2 separate regions of the Mus musculus genome follow, and region 2 is linked to region 1. A link is a contact called in ENCODE Hi-C or POLR2A ChIA-PET data. All regions are on one chromosome and are shown on one strand. Each heading gives the region's core, a stretch centred on a gene start or an enhancer-like site at or near the end of the contact. The rest is flanking DNA. Distances are from core to core; before and after follow the strand shown. Region 1 holds the start of Kif18b (kinesin family member 18B). Region 2 holds the start of 2410004I01Rik (RIKEN cDNA 2410004I01 gene).

The links. A loop is a pair of places that touch in the nucleus more often than their neighbours do. ChIA-PET counts read pairs that join two places held with the same protein, here RNA polymerase II (POLR2A).
Region 2: POLR2A ChIA-PET joins it to region 1 with 19 read pairs in Patski. The contact joins the promoter of 2410004I01Rik here to the promoter of Kif18b in region 1. A Hi-C loop is called at or near these places in 1 of 37 maps with a recorded cell type or tissue (heart). POLR2A ChIA-PET finds 5 or more read pairs at or near these places in 3 of 5 experiments (Patski and embryonic stem cell).

The regions. Positions count from the first base shown.
Region 1 is chr11:102,923,154-102,927,744 of GRCm38, reverse strand. Kif18b (kinesin family member 18B) reads left to right here and starts at 2,621. Exons shown (of 16, transcript NM_197959.2): 1 at 2,621-2,762.
Region 2 is chr11:102,962,058-102,966,389 of GRCm38, reverse strand. It overlaps 2410004I01Rik (RIKEN cDNA 2410004I01 gene), which reads left to right and starts at 2,236. Exons shown (of 3, transcript NR_037963.1): 1 at 2,236-2,369.

The DNA of each region.
Region 1 (4,591 bases), core at 1,372-3,871:
TTCGATTTAATATCCTTGAACACAGGATTCAGCTTCATTTCACTTCCTGGTGCCCCTTTAATACCACATATTTTATACCTTTCCTTTCTAAGCTTGCTATGCTTGTTCAAAATGTTCTTCATGAGACTTAACCAAAGAACAAAGTCCCCACTGGGCTTTTTGAGACTTACTTTGTCAATGCAATTAATATAAATCTCTTTACCTTAGCCTCACCATAGACTCTTCAGACAAGGGCAAAAGCGGCCACATTCTTCACCAAAATATCACAGAAATAGTCTCTAGGCCACACACTGAAATTCTTCTCCACTGAAACCTCTTAGGCCAGGTCTACACAGTTCAAATCACTCTCAGCAACAAAGTCTCCCATATTCCTACTAGGATAGCCCATTAAGCACCACTTTAAGCATTCCACTGATGTCCAAATCCAAAGTCCACATTCTTACAAACAAAAGCATGGTCAGGCCTATCTCAGCAGTACCGAGTATGGTTCCTCATACCAACTTCTGTCTTAGGGTTTTACTGCTGTGAACAGACCCCATGACCAAGGCAACTCTTTTTTTTTTTAATTTATTTATTATATGTGAGTACACTGTAGCTGTCTTCAGACACTCCAGAAGAGGGCATCAGATTTCATAACAGATGGTTGTGAGCCACCATGTGGTTGCTGAGATTTGAACTCAGGACCTTCAGAAGAGCAGTCGGTGCTCTTAACCTCTGAGCCATCTCACCAACCCCCCTTTTTTTGTGGTTTTTCGAGACAGGGTTTCTCTGGCTGTCCTGGAACTCACTCTGTAGACCAGGCTGGCCTCGAACTCAGGAATCCGCCTCTGCCTCCCAAGTGCTGGGATTAAAGGCATGTGCCGCCACGCCCGGCTCCAAGGCAACTCTTATAAGGACAATATTTACTTGGGGCTGGCTTACAGGTTCAGAGGTTCAGTCCATTATCCTCAAGGTGGGAGCATGACAGCATCTAGGCAGGCACGCCTCAGGAGGAGCTGAGAGTTCTACCTTTTCATCTGAAGGTGGCTAGGAGAATACTGACTTCCAGGAAGCTAGGACATGGGTCTTAAACCCAGGCCCACAGTGACACATTTACTCCAAGGCCACACCTTCAAATAGTGCCACTCCCTGGACCAAATATATTCAACTCACTATACCCAGCATGTTTTAACTATACCCTGTATCATCTTATGTTATTATTAGTTATTAATTCTCTTCTCCCCCACCTCTGTCCCTTTTCAGGAACTCCCTATAGTTCAGGCTGATCTAGTATTTACCATGTACATGAAGCTGGCTTTGAACTTGTAACATTTTCCCTCTCCTGCCTTGGCATGTATCACAATCCCCACCTGTGATAAATATCTAAGTTTTTCCTATAGACTGGGAGCTCTGTATATCACATATCACTGTAACCTCTGAACCTGTCATAACAATCGTTGAATGAATCTGAGAACACCTAGTGCCATTTTATTGAACATCTACAAGGTGCGTTATTCACATTACGTTTTTTTTTTTTTTTTTAATTTTTACTTATGGGGATTTAGCTCAGTGGTAAAGAAAAGGCCTTGGGGGCTAGAGAGATGGCTCAGCGGTTAAGAGCACTGACTGCTCTTCCAGAGGTCCTGAGTTCAATTCCCAGCAACCACATAGTAGCTCACGACCATCTGTAATGCTCTCTTATGGTGTGTCTGAAGAGAGCAACAGTGTACTCATATACATTAAAAAATAAATAAATAAAATGAAAGACCAAGCAAACTTCACTCACTCAAAAGAAAAGGCCTTGGGTTTGGTTCTCAGCTTGGGGTGTGTGTGTGTGTGGGGACGTTTAGGGCGCAAAAAAACAAAACAAAACAAAAACAAAAACAAAAAAACCAGATTTACAGTAAGCGAGGAGGGAACTTCTTTACCAGGAAGCTATCATTAAACAACTGTTCCTTTTGGAGACGGAGAAGGCAAGAGTATTCAGTGTTCTTGTATCTTTGTACTAACCCTAACTTCATGTAATTTTGTTGTTTTTGTCCTCACTAAACTAAGTGTGGTGAATAAATAATTTGAGTCAAGTTATCCAGTATTAAATGACTCTACTAGCTTGTTCACAGTTGTGGTGAAAGAAACCCTACAGTAACCTTTACATGCCCCAGACTTGCTCACAACGCCACCATGAGGACAGTTTACTTGAGAGAGAGATCGAGTAAAGTTCTCATGTAGCTCAGGCTGGCCTGGAACGCTCTACCTGGAGGGTGGCTGGTTTCGAACTCAAATAGATCCGCCAGCCTTTGCCTTCTGCGTGATGGGATTAAAGGCACGAGCCACTCTGAATTGGAGGGTGCCTATTTAAGCCACAAAAGCAGGTTTTAAATTCTGTCGAATGTGTGGTCGCTGTAACCGCTGCTGAACTCAGCCCACAGACCACAGAGACGGGGCAGGCCCCCTGGTTACACTGCTAGAGACTCGATTCTGGTGGCAATTCCGCTCCGTCCGGTTTGATTTGGCCAAAGAAACCCAAGGCGCGCAAGAGAACTAGTGCGCAAGCGCACCCCCGGCTGTCTTTGTTACTTAGGAAACAGCCAATCAGCGAGCCGGGCGGTGACCAATGAGAAGCGCGGATGAGCGGACCGGCTAGTTTGAACGCGCCGCGCCGGAAGAAGGTTGGTTCGGTGGAATCGGGTGTGGGGGAGCTCTCTCCTGAATCCGAGGGCTCCTGTCCGAGGCGGAGGGACGCGTAAGCGACCCCCGACACCAGCACCGGGAACCGACGAGAGGTAGGCTTTGGTCGACGGTGGGGCGGCCCCGCGGGCTCGGTGCAGAGCTGTCGTTTGCGCGGGCTCGCTGCAGTTGTCTGGAACCCGAATCAGCACTTGTTTGGGCAGGTCAGGGACGAGTAGGAGGGCACTTCCTTTACACCGAGAATGCAGCCGATCGTGATCTCTGCGTCCCACGGTCCGGGGCCCATATTAAGTCCTCTCATGTATACCCGGTCCTTTGAAAGGTGCACCCGGCTCCGTAGCAGCTACCCCTCCTCGTGTGGGAGGTGGAATTGGGTCTTTCTACAGGTCAGAATTGGAGATCTGGGACGCCCGGCAGGAGAGAATGGGAGAACCACTCCGCTCCTCTTGTCAGAGCTGATTACGCGGCTGTGTGTGTACCGAGGGAGGCAGCTTGGTTACTGGGACACTCCTAAACACTGGCGAGCATGAAAGAAAACCAGGCCTCTATTAGTACCAGGATGATCGAGTCTTTTAGCCTTGGACATTTGAGCTACTGTGACAAGTACAAGGTAGAGCCTGTTTTGTGCCAAAGAACTTAAAATACTGGTTTGTGTTGGTTTTGGTGGTTCAGTGCATCATAGGGAAATGATGTATCATATAACTTTACCAGCGGTGTCTAATATTTGTTGGGCACTTAAAAACCGAATGCCATTCAAGCTTAACACAAACCTGGTGAGACAGATAATTAAAAAATATTACAATTTGCATGTTGAGAAACGGAGGCACAGAGTGTAGTTAAGCTTGACTTGGGAGGACATATATAATTTTACTTTTGTGGATGAGCTTTTTGTTGTTAACAGCGCTTCCTTCAATGTCCCTATCCTATTTCTTCCATGCCTATTTCATTATGGAACCATGCCCTCTGCCAGTCAGGATTTTAAGGCATCTCATTCTCCATTACTTTGTTTTTATCTAATTTCGCTCCATTTGTACCTTTTTTTCTCTCATGGTCTAGAGATCAAACCTAGCCCTAATACCTTTTTTTTAAAAAAAAGTATAGAAGCATCATATTATTAGAGACATTTGCAAAGCTTTTCTCTTATCTAGTGACACAGCAACTGAAATTATCATAATATTGTATAAACTATATTCTCTCTCCACAAACAGTTAAGTTATAAATACAAACTAGGCATAGTAAAATAATCCCAGCCCCTGAGAGAGAGGCAGAGGAGAAGAGTCTCTGAGTTTAAGGCCAGTTGTATTGAGACTCTTTCAAAACACCACACACACACACACACACACACACACACACACACAAATACAAATGAAAAATTGAATTCACACTTGGGAATTTAAAACAAAAATACACTGAAGTCAGTTAAATAGATCATAATTATAGTTAAAAGAGAGCTGGCATGGGGTTAGGGGTGTGAGCTAGTGGCAAATGCTTCCCTGGTATGCACTGAGGCCTGAGTTTAGTTCTCAGCACCCTCACCACGGTCCTCCCAAAATAGAAGCTATAGAAATTTTTAGTTGGTGTGAGGTCAATGAGGTGATTAAATTAGCTTAAAATTTACCTTCACACAAATGAAAACAAACAAACAAACACTCAATTCCCAGATATTTACAGTCAATTAGAAAAGCAAACCTTTTCTTTCCATCTTAAGAGTCTAGATTTTATTTTGAACGCGATTAAAATTACAAGTCTACCCTTTTTATAGGTGTGCTTGTAAAAACCTCATCTAAAACCTCAGGAACCAGAAAGTAGCATGTTCAAGGTCCTAAGTTCAGTCCTCTGCACTGCCAGGGCTCAGTGTCTGCGAGTGTGGGTCAGGGTAACCTGGGGATGGAGACAAATGCCATTAAGCTAACAAAATATGAAA
Region 2 (4,332 bases), core at 987-3,486, 39 kb before region 1:
TGACCACTACGCTGAATTACTGAGTAAGGATTATCAGAGACACCACCTGGCCCTGCTCTCCCATTCTATTTTTCTTTATTTTTTATGGTTTCTTGAGACAGGGTTTCTCTGTGTAGCCTTGACTGTCCTAGAACTCACTCTGTAGACCAGGCTGGCCTTGAACTCACAGAGATCCAATTGCTTCTGCCTCCCTAGTTCTGGGATTAAAGGCTTGGGACAGCACTGCCCAGCACTCTCCCATTTTATAAATGGAGAAACTGAGGTCCAGAGAGGACCTCACATTCTCTAAGTCATAGTGATTTTTGGGTAAGTACCTGTGGGAACAGTCAGGCTTCTAAGCTCCTCCCCTATCACCTCCCATCCCTCCCTCCCTCCCTCCATGTACCTATCCACTGTCCTGTCATTCGAAGAGACACAAGCTCTCATTCAGCCAGAGCTGGGCAGCCAAGGCAGGGTCCCAGCCTGCAGCTTCAAGAACTTTGACCTGGTGTCTGGTGAGAATGACAGAGGAACCAAACAGGGTAGCAAGATCCTCAGAGAGAAAAGGTGTCCTTTGGCCATCACACACAACTATGGTTCCTCAGCAAACCCATCATCGACCTATACCGACTTGTATAGGGGATCAAAAATCTGTGTGACTCGGGAGGGCTTTCAGTGAAGAGCTGATGTCGATCTGGGCTTTAAAGGATGGAATCAAGGAAAACGTGGCTGTTGAGACTTCTCCAGTAAGGCCAAGGGAAAGTGCTGGAAAATGCTGGGTGTTCAGAGAGGCCCTGACTGCCCCTCTTCTCTGTCCCCTGAGTTCTGAGAGGAGGGGACAGGAATATTAGGATGTGGAGAAGGGATGGTGCCTCTATGGAAGCGTTTCCCTTCTGAGGTAGAGGGATGGAGGATGGGGCTAGTCTGGACAAACAGGTCAAAAGCTAATTGGTGTGGGGGGAGGGGAGGGGCTATCGGCTTTCTGCTTGCCCCCATCCACCCCCATCTATGTCTCCTGCCTCTGATCTTTTGTTCAGGTGGGCCAGTCACAGTCACGGGAGGGCAGGTATCAAGTGTGAGATCTTTAGAAGGCCTGGGTGGTAGCCCTAACACCTGACCTGGGCTCAGCCAAGCACGGGCTGGCTGCTCACTGTGACCCTTCATCCTCCATATCACTCGGGGTGCTGGGGGAGGGGGGGATGGCAGTAGGGGACAGGGAGAGGGAAGAGAGACCTGACTCACACTTAGCCCACATCCTCGGCGAGACAGTAAGGAATATTTTTAGGAGCTCATTAAACAGGGAAGAAAGAAAGGAAAGGGAAGGAAGGAAGAGGAGGACTATGCATTATTTTTCATCCGAGTGACAGCTCAGAGCGCTTCCACTGGAACTGTCACGCAAAAGAAATGGCATGTCTAATATTATTATGGAACGGGAGTGCGCCAGCCCGCGTGGAGATGCGCGGCGTGTGGGAGGGTGCTTGCGCCACCAGTGAGCCACACTGTGTGGTGGTGAGACCAAGGTGAGCCTGGGTATGTGACACCAGGCTAGTGGGGGGGGGGGAGTGGAGGGGGAGGAGTGGGGGGATAAGGATAACTTCATGTAGGCATTGGATGCCTGGGATTTTAATGTAGGAACAACTCTGTGAAACTATGTGTAATGGGGCGTGCAGTCTGTGTACAACTGTGTAATTGGGTGTGTGTAACTCGAGTACGTGAGGTATCTCTGGAATGCTTGTACCTCTGGAACTGGGGGTTGGGGGCAGACTCGCAGGTGAGGGAGCAGCCAGAAGCAGAATCGGTTCCTAGGTGACCCCCAGAAGAGAGTAGAGAAATGGAGAGGATGAAAGGGGGGCCTCACCCACCTATCCGTGTCTTTGAAGGAATAAGAGCTATGGTTGGAAGGTTGTGGGGCAAATACTGACCCCCTGTTGTGAGTTCAAAGTTCTTGGATGGAGCTCCAAGTACTTAGAAGTACTTCCCAAAGATGATCTCACTGGATTTCCAGAGCGCTCTAGAAAGGCAGGCCGTTATTTTCATGGTCTGGGTAAAGTGGGCCGGAGGTATATGACACGCTGTCTGACAAGTACTTCCCTGACATCATGGAATCCGGGTATCAAAACTAAGATGTGACTTCTTGAAACGTCTAGAGCTGAGAACAAGAAGGTGGCCGAGGAGACTGGGCATTAGGAAGGCTTCTCGGGACTTGTTTGGAGTTCTGTGAGGATCTGCCAAGATGGTGAGAACCCAGAGCACTCTGGGAAAGAAGGAAGCCAGAGAGATACAGGGAGGGAGACAGAGCCATGCAGCAGGGCCGAGAGGAGGAGATTCGCTACTGTCAGCGGCTGAGCTGTGGCGCGGGCCTTGCCGACTCGGTAACTAAAGCCAACCTCGTAAGTGGCTAATTGATTTCTGTTCCCTGATTAAATGTGCAGCGCTTTACACGGCAGCAGAAGGAGGTCAGCACTCCCCCCACTTCTCCAGCGCGCCTCGTGCGAAGAGACAAAGAAATTGATTTTCCAATCGATGCTCTGAGCAATGATTAAATGTTCTCTGCACAGCGGGCCTAATGAGTCCCAGAGGGGCGTGCCGGCCCTTTAATTAGAGACTCCTAGGGGGCCTGGGATAGGGGCTGCTCTAGAGTGAGGGGACCCTGCCAGAGAGGACTCCTCATCTCCAGGGATTTGGTGGGCTTGGCCTCTGGGGCAGCATCCTGGTCTGAGAAAAGGGTCCCTGGATAGGGACCCTGTGGAGGCGTCACTGGGAAGTCTCCATCGAGGGACCCTCCAACAGGGAGATCCAATGGAGGGGCTGAAGGGCTGAGAGTCCCTGAGCTGAGCCTTCCAGGAAAGACCTGGGCTAGGAGACTTGGAGATTGCACCACACCTCCCCTTAGCCCCAGCAGAATACAGAGACCCATCCGCGTGGGCGTGATCCAGGGCCTCCACCCGGTGGGCTGGGTGCTCAGGCCCGGGCCAAGACCTCCAAGTAGACAACAGTTCTCCCTCCGGTCAGTCTAACTCCTTCAGCAGCAGAGACCCAGACAGGAAATGAATCCCCCTCTAAGCGGCTGCTGCGTTTTCATTACCCAGCTGCCCCATTGGAGGAACCGACTAAAGACTTTAGAAATTCAAATGAGGCTCTCCGGGGAGACCCGGGCTTAAACATTCCCCTGCGCAGGCGGCTTTATTGAAGGAATAAACTATATTTGCAAAGTAAGATATTGGGGCTGTCAGTTTCTCTTAGGGATATAATGAGATCCTGGGAGGGAGGGAGGCAGCAAGATGGAGCTCCCGAGGGCGGGAGCCCCAGGCTGGAGCTCGGAGGTGAGCTGGCTCCCAAAGGCCAGCCTTGCTTCTACTGTGGAACCCAGACTTCCTCCCCAGATCCACTATTCCACCTCCCTCTCAGTGCTGAGAGTTAGAGGCTTGGTGCCTAGGGAGAAAAAATAACATTGCTCTGGCCTGGAAATCCCAAGACAGTAGAGGCCTCTCCAGTCTCCAGGCAGCTCTGCGACTTACCTGTCTGCTCTCCTACTACGGATTCTCTACAGGGAAAACAGAAGTGGGCATGTGGGCTGGGGCTAGTTGTATAACCAATTTTTTTAAGGTTTATTCACATTTACTATATGTAAGTACACTGTAGCTATCTTCAGACACCCCAGAAGAGGGAGTCAGATCTTGTTAAGATGGTTGTGAGCCACCATGTGGTTGCTGGGAATTGAACTCAGGACCTTTAGAAGAGCAGTCAGTGCTCTTAACCACTGAGCCATCTCTCCAGCCCTAGGTGCATGACCTTGAATAAGATACTTAACCTCTCCATGTCTCAGTAACATATCTGTAAAATACTAATATCTCCTTCATAGGGTTGTTGAGAAGATTAAATGAATTACTATATATAAGGTATTGGGCATGTTACTTGCTTATTGCATAACACTCAAAAAAAAATCTTGCCGGGCAGTGGTGGCACATGCCTGTAATCCCAGCACTTGGGAGGCAGAGGCAGGTGGATTTCTGAGTTCGAGGCCAGCCTGGTCTACAAAGTGAACCAGGACAGCCAGGGCTACACAGAGAAACCCTGTCTCGAAAAACCAAAAAAGAAAAAAAGAATCTCAGCTACTATTAAGAACTGGGTGGGGGCGAGGCATGTGCTCAGCTGGGGTGGTGCTTGTCTAGCCCACACCAAGTCCAGGGTAATCCCAGAAACATCTAAAGGCAAGGGTGATGGGCCATTCCTGTAACCGAGCACTCAGGATGCACAAGGAGGAGAATTGTAAATTCCAGATCATTCTTGGCTATGGAGAGAGTACCATGACAGCTCAGGTTGAAGATGTGAATGACAATAATGACCAGCCAA